Linked DNA regions of Homo sapiens: region 1 is linked to region 2. Evidence: chromatin contacts called from ENCODE Hi-C or POLR2A ChIA-PET data. All regions are on one chromosome and are shown on one strand. Each heading gives the region's core, a stretch centred on a gene start or an enhancer-like site at or near the end of the contact. The rest is flanking DNA. Distances are from core to core; before and after follow the strand shown. Region 1 overlaps FLI1 (Fli-1 proto-oncogene, ETS transcription factor). Region 2 overlaps ETS1 (ETS proto-oncogene 1, transcription factor).

What was found. A loop is a pair of places that touch in the nucleus more often than their neighbours do. ChIA-PET counts read pairs that join two places held with the same protein, here RNA polymerase II (POLR2A). Pooled maps may share reads with other maps.
Region 1: a map of CD4-positive, alpha-beta T cell shows a loop between it and region 2 (2.0-fold over the local background). The contact joins two enhancer-like sites. A Hi-C loop is called at or near these places in 5 of 168 maps with a recorded cell type or tissue (CD4-positive, alpha-beta T cell, GM12878, OCI-LY7 and 2 more), 36 of 37 single-sample maps with no recorded cell type and 10 of 50 pooled maps. POLR2A ChIA-PET finds 5 or more read pairs at or near these places in 6 of 52 experiments (OCI-LY7, Panc1, activated B cell and 3 more).

The regions. Positions count from the first base shown.
Region 1 is chr11:128,718,821-128,722,108 of GRCh38, forward strand. The region is part of intron 1 of FLI1 (Fli-1 proto-oncogene, ETS transcription factor); the gene reads left to right. Among named protein-coding and RNA genes, the nearest start is that of SENCR, 24 kb to the left of the region's middle. RefSeq lists an enhancer at 158-367. Within about 2 kb of position 1,796, at least 11 of the 41 ENCODE cell types and tissues checked have a DNase peak (open chromatin) inside an H3K27ac peak, as active enhancers do; they include CD4-positive, alpha-beta T cell, GM12878 and OCI-LY7, where a contact is called at or near this core.
Region 2 is chr11:128,467,654-128,470,822 of GRCh38, forward strand. All of the region lies in intron 8 of ETS1 (ETS proto-oncogene 1, transcription factor), which reads right to left. Among named protein-coding and RNA genes, the nearest start is that of MIR6090, 53 kb to the right of the region's middle. RefSeq lists enhancers at 1,891-2,050, 2,101-2,220, 2,521-2,570, 2,581-2,680. Within about 2 kb of position 1,683, at least 7 of the 41 ENCODE cell types and tissues checked have a DNase peak (open chromatin) inside an H3K27ac peak, as active enhancers do; they include CD4-positive, alpha-beta T cell, GM12878 and OCI-LY7, where a contact is called at or near this core.

The sequences.
Region 1 (3,288 bases), core at 546-3,045, 250 kb after region 2:
AGACTCGGTGAGACCAGCAGAGCAGCTGAGGTTAGACTCAGTGGAAAATCCAGAAGTGCAGATGTGGATCCAAATTGGGCTGAAAAAATCTCATGAGATCAGGCTTTCTTGGACTTCCTGCTTTTAGCCTAAGCACTATGTTCAACATAAACGAACTTTCGGTATTTTGAAACTTCCGTTTCTGATCTCAGAACCTGGAAGTAAAGAGCTGTTGTGAACATTTCCACAAATTTTGTCATGGTTATTCTGGAGGCAGAGTTGAACCCTGTAATTACGGAGCTTTGGGACTCACTACACCCACAGTGGCCTGCCTGGATTGCAGTATGGGAGAGGGGAAGGCATTTTGGTGGAGAGTCCAGGCTTTGGAGACAGGCAGGACCCTGTTCAAATTCTAGCTCTGCCATTTCCGGCCATGTGACTGGACCTGTCAGAGTCTCAGTTTCCTCATCAGTTAGATTAAAAAAAAAAAAAACAGTTCGTAATGTTGTGAGGACAAAATGGTCTGCGTGTGTGTGTACTCTTTCTCCCCTTTTCCCGTGTGTGTGTGTGTGTGTGTGTGTGTGTGTGTGTGTGTGTAAAATCTGTAATATTTATTTACTTATAGCTTGAATAAGTTCCCCTGGGAGTCTCAGGCTGCCTGCCTCTGATAGATGTGACATTGTGAAGTTGCTGAAATCCACCTAATTAGCTGTCAAAGAGTGCATTATACAAAGACAGCGAGGGCTCTGCATTCAGTCTAAGCTCTAAGGACTGGCACGATCTCTGGTGGACTTGAAGGGCAACGGAGACTTACTGCAAATTTTGGGAGCTGAATTACATTCATCCCGTCTACTCATGTTTCTGGGGCCTCATTTGCTTTCCTGGGACAAGCAAGGGCAAGGCGCTGGGCAGGTCAGTGCTGTGAGAAAGCAAGGTGCTCCAGCAGCATGGAGTCACCGGCTGAAATGGACAAGAGCTATGCAGGGCAAGGAAAAAGGGAGGAGAGGGAGTCAGGGCCATGGGAGACAAGGGACATGGAAAACCCACCCAAGGCTGCTGAGAAACAGGACTAAGTTAGTAAGCCCATCCTGCAGGTGCTACTACTTCTTCTCTGTTTCTTGGCTTACTTTTTTTTAAAACTCATTACGTGCATCGTTTAAGTTCTTTAAAATAATGATTGCAGAAGTGTCACTTCATCCTTGTATAAAATTTAAAACGTATAGAAAATTTCAAAATAAGAATGTAAAAGCACGCATAGTCTCACAATACAGAAAGCAGCCGATTCATATTTTGGTGCCCTTCCTTCCGGTCTTTATAATGCAAATATATAGACATATATGTATTATTTTATCTAGCCAGAATCATATTGCTTTGTAACCTCCTTTTATTCTCTTTATATTAAATTACGGCCATGTTCCTGTATCATTAAATATTACACTATATCACTACTTCTGATGGAAGTACAGCAAACCACTAAACACGGAAGTCAAGTCCTGGGCTCTGGAATAGTATATATTATTTTAGTTATGCCCAGCTTCTGGACCTGGGATGGCATTTTGTAACAGACGCAGCCTTATCTCTTTTGTATTTTCATAAAATCTTCAGTATAGGCTCTAAAAAGGAGCCCACGTGAAATGCTGAAAAGACGATGTTTAAAAAGTCACAAAGTCCCCCTAGAGTCATAAAACCAGAAACACTGGGGGGTGGGGAGGCCAAGCCGGGCCTTCGCTCACCTCCTTGTGCCTCTTAATGCAGCCCAGATGGAAGCCCGTCCAAGACCGGATTGCAGGCAAGCCCAGGGCCCGATCTGATAGCACAAAGACACCCACAACTCTGAATTTCCTGCTACCAGGAGGCCTCTTTTTGCATAGGCTGTCTGATTTACACATACGTGGAAAGCAGCCACTAATAATAGAAGGGTTGCCTCTTTTCTTCCGTTGTCAGACTCCGCGGGCCCTGCTCAGTGACTCCCGCGTCTCCAAGCAGCTGCCTGCCTCTCTTTCTGCCCCTCACAGCAACAGGGTCAGCCGGGCTCCTTGTAAGAAAGAGGCCAGGCCCTCTGCGCCTTCTCTGTGTGTGGCGGAGGTGGGGAAGGTGCTTTCTGAGGGCTCTTTGTCTGGCGAGCAAGCCGGACCTCTGTGCAACAGAAGCCGCCTCTGGCCACCCCCGGCCCTTCCCCCTCCACCCAGTCAAGTTCTGCACAGCCAGTGTTTTCTCCTCCAGCCCCAGCTAACCTGAGCTCTCTCAACTAATCCAGAGAAGCTTCTGGAGAATCTGTCCTTGCCAACTAGGGGCTGGCAAGTTCGTGAGAGAGAATTAATTCTCTGTGAGCCCCTTAAGACTAGTAACTATGTGGAGCTCACCCCTGTAGGATGCACCACAGACAGCTGGAATGGTCAAGCCCTTCAGGGATGCCTTCTTCTGCTGCCTTGATTCACATGGTGCCATCCACTCAATCATTCATTCATTCCGCCAGCCTGTACTTGGCACCTCCTATTCTCAGCACGGTGTAGAATATAGGGATGGAAGAATGGAGGCGAAGACAGACGAGGTCCCTGCTGTCACAGAAGAAACAAAGAATAAAAAGAGAAGAAACTAGAATTGAAGAGTCTGTGGTGGGGATTGCAGGGGAGATGCCTGTCAAGTTATAAAAGGCCCTAATACATTTTTGCTTTATGTTTGAAATTGTGACCCTGTCCTTAGCCTATTCCCAACCAGCCTCAAGCATGGTTCAGTCTCACAGTCCAGCTGCTGAGCTGTAGAGAGACCATCTCTTTATACAAGATCAATTATGGGTGCAAGAGCATGCCTGGCTCAAGCACACAGACCCACAGACCCTTGTGGTCAGGGAGTTCCTACATGAACCCAAACCTTTGGGGGCTGGGATGTTTACTCTTGGCACTCTGGGATTTCCTGTTTCTAAGAAAATGGGCCTAGATGCTCAGCTACATTAACCAAACAACATGTTGACACAAATGAATCTGAAGCTTGCCCGCTCCAGGCTCTCTAGAAGGTCAGGTTTGGGAATGAAGGCATTTGGGTGACTTTCCAAACTCTGAATCCCAAGCCCAGTGACTCAGGCCAGGTATTAATTTGAGGGATCTGCTTCCCTCCTCTTCCTGCCTAAGAAGGCCCCACTAAGTGGCTAGAGTCAGAGGCTCCCTGGTCATCTTGAGTAGTGGGAATGCTTCTCCTGTCTGTCTGCAGCTGGTCTTAGAGGGAGGCAGCCCAGGTAGTATGGTAGGATGCTCCAAAAGACCCACCCCGCAGAAACCTCCATCACGTTTCTGTCTGCCTGAAATCCTTGCC
Region 2 (3,169 bases), core at 433-2,932:
CATGGGAAGGGGAGCTCACATGTTCAATGTGACTCATAATGGTGTCCCTGTCTGGGATCTCCAAGGCAGTCAACAGCACCCTTCACGATGCTGCCCGGGAGTGTCACACATCAGGAATCCAGTGGCATCACTGGGAAAGTATGCTTCTCAAGTCGAAGCTCTGAGCCACAACAACAGAGGGGTCCCTGTTAGAAGGAGGTCTCTTTCCAGAGCCATGCGGGCGGGAGAGCACCACACACACACTCCACACACCCATCTCCCATGGCACGGAGCCTCCACACCCCCTGCTGTCTGCTCCCTCTCCACCCTCCCTCTCAGGCGGCTGCAGGGGAATTTCCTTCTACTGCTTTGTTCTTCTCAGCCTCTGGAGAAGAGGACAGTTCTTACTACACACTGACAGGTCTGATTTGAAGAACGTGCTACAAGCTCTGAAGAAGAAATACCAGGTAGGAACTTGGAGAGCTCCCAAGCCTACAAAGCAAATCACACCAAGGATGTTCACCCCCTAAGGGGACCCCCAAGGCTCCTCAAATCTAAGGCAACAATCTCACTTTTTAAAAAAAGTAAAGCTTCAAGTAAATTACTGCTCATTTGGGTCATATTTCCTTGTCTGGGAGCTGCAAGGCCCACTATCTGTCTCAATGAGGAGCTGGTTATTAAAAATCCCCTGCTATTCTGGTCCCTTGCCCTGAGGCTGAGAACTGAGCAGCATAAATACATATATAGCAATGGGCTAGGACAAGGTGTTAGTAACATGCTCTTGATGGAAATCCCTTCCATTTCCCGATTTGTCAGTATCATTCTTCTCATTTTCCAGATCTGGGAGTTGCCTGCCTGTGACAAGGACATCCTCACAGCAAGTGAACAGGGTCAGGTTGAACTTCACTTTTTCCTTCTACTCCTTCCTCATTTCCATTTCAACCACAAGTTCTCACTCTTGTCACCTGTGCTCTGCTGAGAGGAGAACACAGGAGTTTTCTTCCAAACAGAAGGAGGTCAACGCTGGGCAGGCACCTTCCCAGGCAGTCTCCTCATATTTCCATAGTACATGGCTTACACCAAGACCACCCCATTGGTTTGGTCTCTGTCCATTTCTCCCATCACTAGAATATATGCTGTAAGGACAAGGACTTTGTTTTTTCACTGCTTCAACCCAAAGCCTAGCACAGTGCCTCACCAACAAACACCAACAAACAAAAAATTCTTTGCTGTTGAATGACTGTGTCATTTGACATGTTCTCCCTGAGAACACAGACTATATCTTACTGAGCCATATATCCTCAATGCCAGGTATGATAGCTTGTCTTCAGCAGGTACTCATTAAATATTTTCTAAATTACATTACTGAAACAAACCTCCTCTGAAGAAAGGCATATGGATTAGAAAGTCCGCTCAAATGGCTTCTCTCTATTAAACAATATTTGGGGCCAAACAATATGGGTGACCCTCAGGCTGCATTTCATCAACGTGTTCCCAAAAATGAAAATGACTACCTGTCCTTTGGGAGTTAATTTGCTACTTTAAGAAGCTAATCCCTTTAGCTCTATTCTAAAAGTCAAATCAAATACCTCGGTGTGGGCAGGACACCACATTTATTTTAACCTATGAAACTCTCATGGTTGGTCACCCTTGCAATAGGGCTGACTCTGCCCTGATAGCACACATCTGGCAGGTGGCCCTAAAACAGAGGAACAGGCCTGCTGGCCCCTCCCTTCCAGCCAGGTGTCTCTACCCACAGCCAAACGATGATGGCAAAAACAGAACATTCGAATCCAGAAATGACCCATCTGTTCACAAGTGTATCAATCTGCCTTTCATGCTACCACAGGAGGACGCACCTCTGAGGGTGGGGTGGGTGACTCCCCAGTCCAAGCATCACCCCTTTCTGTCAACCCTCTTCTAAATCACCATTCACAAAGGCCCCTAAATCTCCTGATTTCCATTAAGTTTAAGGACAAAACAGAAAACATCCTGACAGTTTCTTGGCCTCTGGACCAAGCTCAACCTGAAGCTGCACAAAGTCTTGTTGCCTGAGGATGAATAACTCAAGAAACTGTATTGCTGGACTGACTGGCAATCAAGACCCTGAGAAAATTATTTTAAGAAGATTAAGGGCCAGGAGTGCTTGATATTTTGGCTGAGTTCTATGTCTCTCATTTCTTCTGAGTTGTATATTTTCTTTGCCCCACCCTGACCCAATCTTATCTCATCTCTAACACACTCCATGTATAACATTCTATAACTGGCCAATACGGCCGTGGTTTAAAGACTCACTCTGTGTCAGTATATTCTATAAACGTGTTCCTGTATCAGTGGCTAATAACTCAAGGGCAGTGATTGGGAATATAACTTCCAATAATTCAACTCAAACAACAAAGAACATTCTGACAGGTGTTTGGAAAGCATACTTGCTGAACACGATGATGAACAAACAACAACTTTATAAACTTGTATTTGTTGCTGAGATAGCCAGTATCTAACCATGAAAAAGAGTGAGAAAACAGCTCTCAAATCAGTTAAAACCAGTCTTTGACTGCCGAGTTCATGTCTCTTGCATGTTAGATCAAAAACGAAAGGAGGAGGAGTGTCAAAAAATTTAAAAATAAAAGCCATTTTACATGTCAGGCAGTGGAGTACTGAGTGATGACGGCATCCTATAAAATTAAAATATATGATGCCTGTGGGAAAGCCCCGGGTAGGGAGTTGAGGGTACGAGGCTTTGATATCAGTTCTTACCTGAATCACCATATGCAATCTTATGCAACTCATTTAATCTCTCTGGGCTTTACTTTTTCCTTTCCTAAAATGGAAATAGTAATCTCTGCTTCTCTTTAGTTTATAAAAATGTAAATTAAGTCCTTATTACAAAAATCTGCATATATACATATATATAGACAGAGAGAGAGAAAGACACTTAAAGAGGTGAACAATTTAGGAGCAACTGAATATACAATAATGGAATTACAAAGAAGAATGAAACAACAGAAAATATATTTTTAAAAACAATTTTCAGTAAAAAACAAGAAAAAAGATGCATTTAAAAAAAATTGTAAAAGCACTAGAAAAAATCTAATTAGACTTCCAAGGATTAAATTGGCCTTCGTATGGCAACTTTGAAAAAGTAGAAAGTTGGAGGTTAAGGAAAAAAAAGTTACAGTATACGAATGTA